Regions from separate parts of the Homo sapiens genome. Here region 2 is linked to region 1. A link is an interaction called in ENCODE POLR2A ChIA-PET data of the cell type or tissue named here. Cell type or tissue: Panc1. All regions are shown on one strand. Links, peaks and the distances in the headings refer to the core of each region. The heading gives the core; the rest is flanking DNA.

Region 1 (7,840 bases), core at 1,446-6,445:
CCCATCTAGTTCTTGCTCCTCCCTCCAGCTCCATCCAGCCTTCTTACATCCCAGTTCTTGCTGCAACTTCCCGACCCCTCACCCCCACCAGTAGCCTCCAGGCCAGAAGCTGGGCTAGGATTCTGGCTGAGCAGGCTGGTGAAACCGGAGGAGGGAGCTGGACAGAGACCACAATTCCAGCCTGAACCAGGAGAGGCAGAGGAATGGGGAGAAGATGGAAGGAGGCTGCAATTCAGTGTCTGAGAATGCCCATGATAATGCCCCAGGGCTCTGAGTCCCCAACACAATTGGCATCAGAAGACCCGGGGATCTGTGATTGGATCATGGTGCATGATCAGTTCCTTACCTGGGTAATATACCTATTCTAAGCTCCCACCACATTCACACAGTTACTTTTATAAACTGCACATCTGGCCCCATCATTGCCCATCTTGGAGCCCCTCACTGGCCCTCTTCACAGCACAACTCACCCTTAACTCATCTAGGTGTGGGCCCTGTATCTCTAAAGTCATCCCTCCCCACTTATCTTGCTTCCCTTCACACACCAGCAGCACAGTACTTCCAATGCCCTGAAAAGCAATGCTCTCCCATTTTAGGTTTTGCATGTGCTTCTCTTTCAGCTTGAATGTGGTGCATCCTTCTTTGAATTTCTGCTCATTCTTCAGGAGTAGGCCTCAATGTCACTTCTTCCAGGAAGCCTTCCCTGACTGCCCACTTCCCTACTCCTTGGTACTCTGAGAGTGTTCTCTCCCAACTTTAGGTAGCACATACCAAGCACAATGTTAGTATGATTACAGATGGTTCTACTTAGGACTTTTGATTTTATGATGAGTTTATTGGGTATTAAATGCATTTTTTTTTTTGAGACGGAGTCTTGCTCTGTCACCCAGGCTAGAGTGCAGTGGCGTGATCTCAGCTCACTGCAAACTCCGCCTCCCGGGTTCAAGAGACTCTCCTGCCTCAGCCTCCGGAGTAGCTGGGATTACGCGTGCCCGCCACCATGCCGGGCTAATTTTTGTGTTTTTTAGTAGAGATGGGGTTACACCATCTTGGCCAGGCTTGTCTCAAACTCCTGACCTTATGATCCACCTGCCTCAGCCTCCCAAAGTCCTGGGATTGCAGGCATTAAATGCATTTTTGACTTAGAATTTTTCAACTTACGATGGGTTTATTGGGACATAACCCCATTGTAAGTCAAGGACCATCTGTATGGTTTAATGATATCCTGTCTCCTGATGCCCACCTGACCCTCCCACCACACAGTGGGCTCTCAGAGAACAGCGACTTTGTCTTATATCTCCAGTGCTTAGTGCATTGTAGGTACTCAGGAAAATGTTACTTGAATGAATCAGTGAGTGTGTGATTAAGATAATACACTAATATTTCTAGAGTGCTAGTGCATGTAAATCATGTCAGTCAGTGCTTCATAAATATTGTTTAATACTCATAACTGACCTATGAGGTCATTGCTATTATTATACTCATTTTATGGATGAAACAACTGAAGTTCAAGTTCCCCAAGGTCACACAGCTTGTAAGGTTTGTATGACACTGCTGCTGAATGGTTGGATGGATGGATGGATGAATGGATGGATGGATGGATGGATGAGTAGATGGATGCATGAAAGGATGGATGGATGGATGGATGGTTGGATGGATGGATGGATGGATGGATGGATGGATGGATGAATGGATGGATGGATAAATGGGTGGATGGATGGATGGATGGATGGGTAGATGGATGGATAGATGAATGGGGGAATGGATGGATAGACGAATGGATGGTTGAATGGATCGATGAATGGATAGGTGGATGGATGAGTGGATGAGAGGATTGGCGGGTGAGTGGAGGATAGGTGGTGGACTGCCTGCCTCATGAGGACTGGAGTAGAAGCTTGGAAAGAACTGATCCCACGTGTAGAGGAGATCAGTGATCTTAGGTGGAAGAGTATGGGAAGAAGAGCCAAGAGACAGAAGCTCCCCTGGCTAAATCAGACCTTTCTTACATCCATTTGAGTACCTCTGTGAATGCCCAGAAAACCCCACAGTGTGCTCAACCTGACCCGGACCCAGTTCCCCTCTCAGACAGGTCAGAAGTGGGCCCTAGGGAGCTCCTGACTGCTGAGGCAAGAGAGGGAGTTAGGATGGGGCTATGGCCTTGTCCCTACAGGGTATCACAGATGGAAGCTGCCCTGTGCAAATGTTTGGTGGCAACAGGTTAGAAGATGAAAAGATCGGGCCTAGAATTTCCAATTCAGGAAAATGAAACAGCAAGCTAATAAGGATTCACTTTGACCATGTGAACACAGACATATTGTATAAAATTAAAATAAAACAATTTTGCTAATCTACATGAAAGAAAGGGGAATCCTTTAATGTGGTAAATAAAAGACTTTAAAGGTAGAGTGGAGATCCCTAGCTCAGAACAATACCCAAAAACTACATAAAGCAAAAATGGACAGAATTACAAGGAGGAATGGGAAGTTTTATCATACCACTAAGAGGAACTAGTAGATCAAGCTGTGAGAAATTTATAAGGTTATAAAAGATATGAACAACATAATTAACAAGCTTGAGACATAGAACCCTACAAGCAACTATTGGAGCCCGCAAATTATTTTCTAGAACACCTGGAAGTCTTAGAAAGTTTTACCAGTAAAAAGAAGCAGATAGAGCATTTTACAAAATTCAACACCCATTCATGACTCCCTTAAAGTTACAAACCAGGAATCAAAGAAAACTTTAATCTGACAATGGATAGCTATATCAGACCTGCAGCCAAATAATAGATAACAGTAAAGTTTCAGAAGCATCATATTAAAGTCATAAAAAACAATCAATGAGCCAGGACAGCAGTGTGTACCTGTTGTCCTAGCTACTTGAGAGTCTGAGGCAGGAGGATCACCTGAGCCCAGGAGTTGGAGACTAGCCTGGGCAACATAGCAAGATCCCATCTCTAAAAAACTTTTTTTAAACACAAGAATATTCATTATTACTGTCTCTGTTCAACGTTGTGCTGGAGGGTCTAGCCAATGCAATAGGACAACATAAAAAATAAAAGGATAAATAAAAGTATCATGATTGAAGTGAAAGAAACAAAGTTGTAATTATTTGCAGATAATATGACTAGATATACACAGAATATAAAACTGTTTAATAAGGGAGTTTAGTCAAGTTGCTGGATCCAAGATCAAATTTCATTAATCAATAGCATTCCTATTCACAAGCAGCAACCAATTAGAAAATGTAAAGAAAAATGCATTTATAATAGTAAAAGCTACCTATGAGTCAATCCAAGTAAAGCTACGTAAGATCTTTAAGGATAAAAATACAAAATTTTATTGAAGATTTAAATGTAAAAAGACCTCTGTATATCACAAACTATGCCATAGTCATTTATGAGCTTTTTCATTTAAGAAGCTGTATTTTACAACTATTTATAAATACAATGTTAAACAAATCCAAATGGAATGTTTTCTGTGTAATTTGATAATCTGATACTGATATTTATATGAAGAGTAAGGGACCAAGAATAGCAAATACAATTTTGAAGAGAAATGAGGGAGGAGAACTTCGCCTGCCAGATATCAAGACTTACTGTAAAGCTACAGGAAGCAGGAAAGTGTGCTCTTGCTGCATGTGCAGACAAATAGACCAATGGAGCTGAATAGAGAGTCCATAAGTAGACTACTATATAGGTGAGAATGTGACTACCACATAGATGGCATTATGCATCAGTGGAGAAAAGCACTATTCAGCAATAAGTTCTGGAGCAACAGGCCATCTTCATGGTGGGAAAATGGATCCCTACCTCACACAGTACACAAAAATAAATTCTCAAAGGATTAAGGTTTTTAAGCTTATAGTACAGAATATTGGAGAACAACCTCAGGACTCAGAGGATGGGAAAAATTATTGAACAAGACAGTAAGCAAAAGCTATAATGAAATAAAGATCAATTTGATGATATTAAATTTTAAAATACCTGTACAACAAGAGATACTATAAAGTAACAAAACATGAAAAAACATAAACACAATGCCTACAACTGACCGAAAAAAGTGGTGTCTGGAATAGATAATGAATTATTCCAAATCAGTACATTGAAAGCCAACAACTCGAGAGGAAAATGGGTAGAGGACATAAATAGGTGATTCACAGGAGAGGAAGCAGAAATGCTCAACAAACACGTGAAAATACCTCATCTCACCAGCTATCAGGGAAATGCAAATTTACAAAACAAAATGAAATGGAACGACCCATTCCCATTAGACTGGCAAGTTTTCGAGTTTGATCATATGAAGCTTCCATGAGGGTGGTGAATGACTAGTATTGTCAAACACTGTGGGAGCATAAATTGGTTCAACCACTTTGTGGTTGCCAAACAACTATTACTATTACTAATAGGTTACTCTTGCCAGGCAGTTTGGCAATCATGAAGGAGGAAAAGCACAACCCTGTGACCCACTAAATCTACTTCCAGGTATGCACCCTGGAGAAACTCTTCAACAACTCCATGAAGAGATATGTACAGAATCTTCATTGCCTCCTTGTTTGAGCAAAAATAATTAGAAACAACCTGTCCATTAATGGATGAATGGATTTTAAAAGATCTATGCATTTTCCTATAATAAAATTGTACATAGGCATTAAAATGCATAAGCTATATCTTTCTGTAGCAGTTTGGATAAATCTCAAAAACAATGTTGTGTGAAAAGAGCAAGTTGTGGAAGGAAATACATGATATGATACTATTTATATAAAATAGAAATCCACAAAACAATTCTATATTTGAGCATATATATACATATATATATGAGTAGAAAGAACACCCTACACCACCAGGATAATGGTTATCTGTGGGGAGGGAAGAAACGGAAAGGTCAGCGGGAGTTCAGCTATACCTATCACATTTTATTACTTTTTAGAAACTCTGTAGAGAATGTTAAAATGTTCACATTTTAAAAATCTGCGTGGTGGCTTTAGAAGGGTCGTGTTATTTTCTGTACTTTGTGACATGTTTGAAATATTTCATAATTAAAGATTTTTTTTTAAAAAGGCAGAAAAGTAAAGACTTAAGAACTCGCCCCCGTTATAGTGTCTGGTGACTCAAAGGGGGCCTGGGGTGGGGGTGCCCATGCCCAGTGGCAGATAGCAAAGCCCCGGGCTCACCACATCACCTTAGTCACGTCACGGGATCTCTCCAGTCCTTGATCTTTTCATCCTTTATGTGATGCTTGAAGGCAGGTGAATAATCAATCCCTGGGTCCTCTCCAGCTTGGATGTTTTGTGGTTCTAATGATTTTGTGAGTGTGCAGGGGCAGTGCTCTCATGCAGAGACAGCATGGATTAGATTTGTTTAGCTTTTCATTATGAAAAATGCCAAACAGAGAAGTAGAGAGAACAGAATAATGAATCTCCATGTGCCCATCAACCAGCTTCAACAGTTATCAACTCAGGGCTAATCTTCTTTTATCTATACCCCACCCATCTCTACCAGTCACCACCACTGGAGTATTATGTAGCAAATTCCAGACATTTCATCATTAAATTAGCACATATTTTACTATTTCCAAAACGTAAGACCTGTTTTGAAAATGTAACCAAATACCACTAAACCTAAAATATAACTTCTTATATCATCAAATATCCAATCTGTATTCAAAGATCCCCAATTGTCTCATAAGTCTTTTTACAAAGTGTATTTATTTGAATTAGGATCCAAATAAGATCCACACAGAGCAAGCAAAATTGATATGTCTTTTAGATTCCTGCTTCATATCACATCCTCTCTCTCATACACATCCATACACACACATATTTATTTACTGGAAAAAAAACCAAATTTGTCCTTAGAGCTTCACATAGTCTGAATTTTGCTGATTGCTAAATTGTAGTTAGATCTTGGAGCTTGATTAGATCCAGGCTTGATTTTGGAGGGAGGCAGAATACTTCATAGATTCATTAGGAAACACATAGCAGCTAGATGCTTCTCCTTTTGTATGTTAGCAGTCACCGATGATCATTGTGTAGATTCATTAACTCATTAGGGGCTACATAAGGGTGATTCCAATTGCAACATTTGCTTGAATATTGTTATAAAAAGAAACTGCCCCACACCAACCATTTGGTTACCTTGAAGTACAGTTCATACAGGAAAGGCAAGATGAATGCTTGATTCATTTGCTTTATTTGCCAATTTTCAAAATAATAAGTTAATTCTTCAGTATCCTCAGCAATTGACCAATGAGGTATTCTTTTTTAAAACATTATGAATGTGTGAATTTAAACATATTTGATATGTTTGAGTCAAGTGGAGTTATCTTTATTGCTTCTGAAATCATCCTACTTGGGGATCCTCTTGAAGATGCCTCCTGAGTCTTTTTAATACGACCATACTAGTCTTTGAGAGCTTCCATGCTTTCTGGTAAAAGACAATGTCCCTGGCTCATCTTGTACATTTTCCATCCTGGATGTGGAGTTGGCCATTTTTTCCAATGAACCTTGGTTCTGTTTAGTGGAAAGTGGTATTTGGAGACCATAATCTGGGTGCTTGGGGTGCTTGATGCTAATGAAATGATCATTGTTTCTGGGCCTTTTCAGTAGCAGAGCTAAGAAATGTGTATGTGCATATTTATATATTTGTTAATATATAAATAGACCGTGAGGTCTACTGAGGCTTCTAATTCAAATTCAGGGTTACAGGGTTTTTTTATTTAACCTCATTGATCTTCTACCTGTATCTCCTTGCTAAGTAGATTAAATTCTGAGTGGTTTACACCTAAGTGAAGATGAATTTCAAATTCTTCCCTTGTTGCTATTCATTTGCTGCTTGCTTCATTTTTCCAACCAACCAACTGTGAATTTCTTGAGGGCAGAGATCAAGTTTGGTTCACTTCTCTATTCCCAGTTCCTAATGGAGTACCTGTCATCTGATAGGTGTTTGGTAAACAGTTACTAAATGCCCAAAAGAATGCTTTCAATGAAAAGTTTCCTTTCCTTAAAAGGAGAAGTAGAGTGAGTAGAATCTGAAAATTTGCTCAGGATTGTAAGCCAAGCATATCGGCCCACACACCCATGCATTAATTCAATAAATATAGACAGAACAGACCCAGTGTTGGAGGCTAGGGGCACGAAATATAGAGGTAAGTGATCTATACCCTCACAGAATGCACTTGTTAGTGGAAAAAACAAATTCTACTAATTAATAATTAGTGGCCTGGACAGCATATTGTGGGGGTCCTCATCGGGGGAAGAGGCAACTCTCAGAAGGGTCAAAAAGGGGAAGTATTCATGAAGGCTTCCCAGAGGAGATCACATTTGACTAGGTGTTTAAGAGTGCATCGGGGTTGTAGGTTTATAGAGGGAAAGGCATTTTAGACATGCCAGTCCCTGAACTGCTTGCCTCTCTGCAGTTCTGAGCTAGTTTGTCCTTGGATGGGCCTGAAGAGTTTGTAGATTCCTTGTGCTAGGGCTGGAGCTACTCCTTAGAGAACCTCTAGTGTCTCCCAGGAGGGTCAGCAGGTGGAGGGAGGGAGGAAGGGAGGAGGGAGGAAGCCCACAGTACTGAATCACTTTGCTGAATACTGCACAGAGAGGCCATCCCTCTGTGCAGGGCACTATTTGGAAACTGCTGCCAACTGCTGTGCATGCACTATGTAGATCAGCTTGTTTGTCAACGAAAGTAATTTGCATTCAAGCTTGTTTGGGGACACACTCCCTAGTCTCCAGGAAGCCCTAAGGACAGATGTTACCCAAGACTGCTACTTGACTCACCATCACCTTTCTATCAGTGTGAGGCACCCTCCTCTGGCCCTGCTGGCTCAGTTCCAGGAGGCGC
Region 2 (6,700 bases), core at 726-5,725, 320 kb after region 1:
GAGGTGCTTAATTAAGCTATGTTAGAAGGAAGTAGCATGGGGGAAAGAGGGAGGGAGAGACAATGATTGCAAAGCATTTCACACTGAGAAAACCCACAAGCCCCATGAGGACAGGAACAAGATCTAGGCCTATTTGATTCCTCTGCAGCTTCTAACAAAGGGCTGGGGACATAGCAAGGAATTAGCTAGCACTTTCTAACCAAAATGCACGTGCGATAACTTTCTTCTGTGCTTGTGCTGATATTTACAAAGCACTTTTGCATGCCCGGATTTATTCAATTTTCATAATAATCATGGGGGCCATACATTTTTTAAAAACTTGCATGGAAGAGCTATGAAAATCAGCCTCTAATTCCAAGCTTTCCCTGGTGACAACTTACCCCACAGCATGGGCGTGTGTCTGAGGTCAGAGACCTGCTGCCGAGACATATCCATGTGTGCTTTAACCATGCCCTGTGATATCTGTTCCAGGCATCTTTGTCCACTTGTGGGTTATACACAGCATGATGACATGATGCTTGAGGATACTGAGAGTCCTTGGCCAAGAAATGGTCACTTGCTCCCAAGATCAATGGCCCTAATCAGATAACTCAGCCACCCTCCACCTTGTAATTCTGTCCTGAGATTCCCTCTCCTCTCCGGACTTCTGCCATAAAGAAGCTCCCATGCCTCCTGAGTTCTTCATGGCTCCTGGCTGCTCCAGGGCACAGTGCCAGCCCCTCTCAGATGTCAGCTGGCAGCACAGCCGAGCAGCGCATCTCGTTTTGCCTTACTTCTTAATTAGGCCTCCTCAGTGCTGCTGAGGCTGTCACCCCAGTTTCTCCAGTTTCCATGAGCACATCCGTGCTGCTGAGCCCCCCTGAACAGTAACAGAGGGCTCCTGCCCCTGAGCTCTGCTCCACATAGGACCTGCTAGGCAAATGAAGATGGGGCCTCTTGGGGATCTGCCTTTGCCACGGTCAGTACCAGGGCTTGGGAAGCAAGGCACGCAGGCAATGAAGGCTTGAAGCCCAGAGGGGTGCAGACAGACCTCCCCCTAGGGGTGCTTTAGAGGACTGGCTTTTTCTCCTGCCACAACTGATCAATGGAACAGCAATGCCCAGAGCTTCCCACCACTCCCAATTCAACCCTCTTTCTATAGCTTCTCTTGGAACTTACTGACCTCAGAGTTCCCCTTTCCCAGACAGCAAGGTGTAACATGACAAAGCTCTGAGGTTGCTGCCTCCTGAGACCTTCCAGCCTTCCCTACAGCGTAGAGGCGAATCTGCAGTCAACTGTCTCGTCTTTCAAGGGAGAAACTAGAGCAGCTTGCCAGCAGAACAGGCAGGAATGAGCAGGTGAGACCTGGGTTTGAGGCCTGGCTTTGCCACCAAATTGCTGTGTTTCCTTGGGCAAGTAGCTCCATCCCCCGGGCTCCAGGTACCTCCCGTGGAAGGAAAGGTGACTGCCGCACTGCGCCATCCATTTCCTCTTTTCTCCCAATTCCCTCAACAACCAGCAACCACAGCTCTGAGTTAGGATAAAGCTGAGAACACAAACAGTGAAGGTTCCTCCTTTTTTTGGTAAAAGCAAAAAAAATAGCAATATTTCTCTTTGGTGAGTTTTTTTAATCCACACCAGGCAGTATTCTAGGTATTTTTAAGTAAGTAATTTCATTTAATCTTCACGGCAATACTGGAAACTGGATATTCTTATTGTTCCCATTTTTTAAATGGAAAATAAAGCTCAGAAAATTCTGTGTTTCATCCGAGGACACACAGCTGGAAAGGGGTAGAAGCCAGATTGGAAACAGGGTAGTATGTCTTCAGAGCTAGCACATTTTAGAATTCCATTCTTTCCTGCATGAATCCAACCAGCTCAGCTTTTCCTGCCCCATAGAACATTTATAAAGTCTGAACACATACTTAGAAACAAAGAAAAAAAATTAATTTAAAATTAAAGATTTTACAGGCCACAATCTCTTACTATAACCCCATAATGTTAAATTAAAAAGAAAACAATAATGTGGCTGAAAATATTTTTAACTACTTGGAAATTAATAAACGTACTTCTAGGTAACCCATGGATCAAAGGAAACATTAAAATGAAATTAAAACCCATCTAGAAACCGATGGAAAGGGGAACATTTTATTTCAAAACCTATGAGATCTTGAAAAAAGCTTAACACGGGAAAATACATTGCCTGAAATGGCTTTCTTATTAAAGAAGAAAGACCAAAATAAAAGCACTGACTATACATCGTAAGAAATTAGAAATACAAGCAAACAAAAAAAGAAAGTATGAAATGGGAATTAATCAATAGATGAATTTAATAAGGGAAAATAAGAAAAAGGGAAAATAAATACATAAATGGATTTTTGGAAACCAGAAGTGGCAAAAGAGGTCTGGATGTTGTCGGAGGTGGGAGGAGGCCTCAGTTTCCCCAAGCAGATCCATTTTGCAAAGTCCCACCTATCTGCAGCACAGGCTTCTGCCCCGTAGTCCTACTGAGCCCTGGACTCGTGGCCTCCTCCCACCAATCTCTCAACCTCTAAACTGTCAACCCAGGATGTCTCATCGCAGAGTCTGGCAATTTCACGGCGCAACCACGACTCCTTGTACTGAAGTCTTTTTTTTTTTTTGGGACCGAGTCTCGCTCTGTCGCCCAGGCTGGAGTGCAGTGGCCCGATCTCGGCTCACTGCAAGCTCCGCCTCCCGGGTTCACGCCATTCTCCTGCCTCAGCCTCCCGAGTAGCTGGGACTACAGACGCCCGCCACCATGCCTGGCTAATGTTTTTGTATTTTTAGTAGAGACGGGGTTTCACTGTGTTAGCCAGGATGGTCTCGATCTCCTGACCTCGTGATCCATCCGCCTTGGCCTCTCAAAGCGCTAGGATTACAGGCGTGAGCCACCGCACCCGGCCTGTACCGGAGTCTTCAGCACTTCCTCCCAGAAATAAAGTTCCTCCGTCTGGGCTTATTAAGCAAACGAGTCAGTTTTGTCTTTTTCAGCAATGAAAGCTGCTGTGGTTTTGTTTTCTCCCTGTTGCCAAGAGTCAAGAGGAAGTCTGTGGTTAGACTTCTTCGGGTGGAGACACACACAAACCCAGAGGCTATTAATGAGCTCCCCGGATCCAGCTCTCCCAGCCCAAGTGAACGGGACTAATGAAAGTGAACAAAGGGGAGACAGAGAGAGGGAGGTCATGCTGAGCTTCTATCCACTTGGCCCTCCAGACCTGCAGCACTCTCTCACCTCTTGTCTTCAAGGTGACTCTATTTCCCTTTCTGACAGTAGAATACTATGGATCCACTTTTCCTTCGAAGGATGAGGCAACCCAATTTGCTTTCACTCAAATCCAGAAACTAAATTTAAAAGATCCCTGTGAATTCAGTGCCCATCTTGGTATTGGAGCTTGTGGTAGGCACCACCAGCTGTCACCTGCAATCCATCCCCACCCCTTCCTTTCCATCAAAACCCTGGATTTGTTTAGTGGTGTGCCCAGCCAAAAATGTTCATTCTTCCAGCCTCCCTTGTACCTAGAGGGTGACCATTTGATTACAGTTCTGGCCAATATTACAGTTATTGGATTTCTAAGAAAACTTTTGCATTCGTAATGTAGGTACCAACTCTTCCTCCTTCTCCCTTCTTTTTCCCACCTGCAACTGGAACGTAAAGCCTGGAGGGGCAGTATCCATCTTGTGCATATAAGGTAGCATGTGTGAGGATGGAATTTGAACAGAGGGGAAAAGGGCTAGGCCCCCATTAACATTGTTAAATCATCCTCTCCTGCCCTGTACTACCCACCCTGCACTTCTTATGTCATAGGAAAATCAGAGCATCATCTGTTAAAACCACTGTAGCTGGCTGCTCTGTTACTTGCAGCTAAATGCATTCTCACTCTGTCGCCAAGGCAGGAGTGCAGTGGTGCAATCTCAGCTCACTGCAACCTCCACCTCCTAAGTTCAAGCAATTCTCCTGTCTCAGCCTCCCGAGTAGCTGGGACTACAGGTGCCCACCACCACACCCACGTAATTTTTGTATTTTTAGTAGAGACAGCATTTCACCATATTGTTCAGGCTGGTCTTGAAATCCTGACCTCAGGTGGTCCACCCACCTTGACCTCCCAAGGTGCTGGTATTTACGGGTGTGAGCCACTGTGCCTGGCCTAGCAAAATGCATTCTTAATTGAAACAAGAACCCCAGCTTTTTATAGTTCTTTACAGCTTTTTATTGGTTTTCAAAATATGTGCACCCCATCCTCGCATTGGGTCCTCACAGAAATTCTTCATGGTAGACCAGATCAACATCTTTCCTCATACTTTCAGATGAGGAAACTGAGGTTTCTTGGTAATGAAGTGGGTCAGAAAAAGATTCAGGGCCTGTATTGCAGGACTCTCTGTCTCCCAGTCCATTGCTTTTCCCAAGAAAATCCTTCTTGTCTTCAAGGCAGTTCAGAGTCAGCCTGTCCCTATAATATCTGTCCACAATCAACATTACACACAAAAGTGGAAGTTCTCAGGAACCTGGGAGCATGTGAACTAATTGCAATTTCAGCTTCCAGTGCCTGGAGTAAGTGTATTCTCTTATTTTAAAACCCACCACTTTGTGTAACAGGATCTGGGTTCAAGTCTTGGATCTCCCCATTACTCACTATGTGATCTTGGGGAAATTGCTGAAAACTGCCTACCCATCTATAAAATAGGAATAGCAGTTCTTCTCTCCTGAGGCTATGATAAGAAGAGCTCAGAGATATAGGATAATCTATGATCTATGATTAAAAGCTCAGAGAAAATAGTTTCTGAGCACTCAGGATGTCAGGGGGAGCACTTTGTGCATGACAAAGCACCAGGTGTCCTTGTGAGGGGCTGTTATCATGATGGCTTCAGCCTGTCTCAAGGCTCTGACTCCTCCCTGAGCTCAGCCCTCTTTGTGGCTGGCGTGTAAATTACGGATATGCGTCACATGCCTTCCTGACCACTCTTCACCATCCGTCAGCCTCATGAGGGCTGAGAACATTGATCTCATGAGGCTACACCTTTCAGAAAGAATCTGTGTTATAATTCTTATTTGCTCATTAAGTCAGGCTATTTTATTTCATATGTCCTTTACTTTCTTTGTGACTGAAATGTATTCATTCATGCACTTTCAAAAAAAAATACTGAGTTAGGCAGTAAGGTGGGGACTCTCCGGGTTGGAAGGGACTTAAAAATCATCCTGTTCATCCTGCCCCTCCCAGCCCAACCCCTCCCCATTTGAGACTGGCATCCCATCTTCAGGACCCCTGCCCCCTATCCACAGTGGCCATCCAGCCTCCACTTGCTCATCATAGAGACAAAGATTTGACTGTCTCCCACAGCCAGCATTTTGTCTCTGAACATTCTCTGTTAGAATGTTCTTCCTCAAACAGACGCTCCTTGGCAGACACAAGGATGTGTTCTTGGCAAACCTCTAATACTGTGCACATTTGACTGTGTAGGATGGTGACTGGCAGAGTTGGTGGGGGACGAAGGAGCCCACGTGAGGTGTTACCAAACAGGAAGTGCCATCTGGGCTGGATGATGAGAGTGAGGGAAAGTGTCAATCAGCTGCCCTGGGTGGCTCAAGAGGCAGCTTTTTCCTTCATGGTGTTAAAGAACTCAAGAGCAGCAATTACTCAGTGAACTCCAACATGCTGGGTATTCGCTAGAATAGGCCAGGCTATGCTGAAGTAACAACCTTGAAATCTCAGAGATTTAAAATAATGAAAGTTTATTTCTTGCTCATGGAGAATGCCATGGAGTGGGGGGCCCTCCTCCATTCTGCAGGCCATTGGGCATGCAGGGCCTCCAAGTCATCACCCCATGAAAGACAAGAAGGAGCCACACCAGCTCTTAACTGCATGAGCCTCATTCTACAGGCATACCTGATTTTATTGCACTTTGCCTAATGCACTTCACAGATATTGTGTGTTTTTCACAAATTGAAAATGTGTTGCAACCCTGTGTAGAGCAAGTCTGTTGGTGCCGTTTTTCCAATAGAATGTGCACACTTCCTGTATCTGTGTCACATTTTGGTAATTCTTGCAATATTTCAGACTTTTTCATTATTATTACATCTGTTATGGTGATGTGTGATCAGTGATCTTTGATACTACTATTGTAATTATTTTGGGGCACCATGAACTGCACCCATGTAAGACAGCGAACTTAATTAATAAATGTTTTGTGTGTTCTGACTGCTCCTACTGGCCAATCTCTCTCTCTCTCTCCCTCTCCTTCGGCCTCCCCATTCCTTGAAACACAAAAATATGGAAATTAGCCCAATTAATAACCATAAAATGGCCTCTAAGTATTTAAGTGGAAAAATGAGTTATACATCTCTCACTTTCAATCAAAAGCTAAAAATGATGAAGCTTGTGAGGAAGGCATGTCAAAAGCCAAGAGAAGTTGAAAGCCAGGCCTCTCACACCAGTTAGCCAAGTTGGGAATGCAAAGGAAAAGTTCTGTTTTGTGTTTTGTTTTGTTTGACACAGACTTTTGTTCTTGTTGCCCAGGCTGGAGTGCAATGGCACGATCTCAGCTCACTGCAACCTCCGCCTCCTGGGTTCAAGCGATTCTCCTGCCTCAGCCTCCCAAGTAGCTGGGATTACAGGTGCCTGTCACCATGCCCAGCTAATTTTTGTATTTTTAGTAGAGATGGTGTTTCACCATGTTGGCCAGGCTGGTCTCAAACTCCAGACCT

The links. Peaks named below come from ENCODE experiments on the same cell type or tissue, not always from the same donor. Only the 100,000 strongest peaks of a DNase experiment are listed, where the experiment ranks them.
Region 2: POLR2A ChIA-PET joins it to region 1 with 11 read pairs; 2 of 35 experiments call an interaction of 5 or more read pairs at or near these places.

What each region holds. Positions count from the first base shown.
Region 1 is chr15:70,036,649-70,044,488 of GRCh38, reverse strand. No RefSeq gene overlaps it. Among named protein-coding and RNA genes, the nearest start is that of MIR629, 39 kb to the left of the region's middle. RefSeq lists an enhancer at 7,351-7,460. In Panc1, for the core only: no CTCF peak of the experiment used is centred there; no DNase peak of the experiment used is centred there.
Region 2 is chr15:69,717,916-69,724,615 of GRCh38, reverse strand. No RefSeq gene overlaps it. Among named protein-coding and RNA genes, the nearest start is that of LINC00593, 110 kb to the left of the region's middle. RefSeq lists a silencer at 4,787-4,836. In Panc1, for the core only: no CTCF peak of the experiment used is centred there; a DNase peak (open chromatin) is centred at 3,042; H3K4me3 peaks cover 850 bases.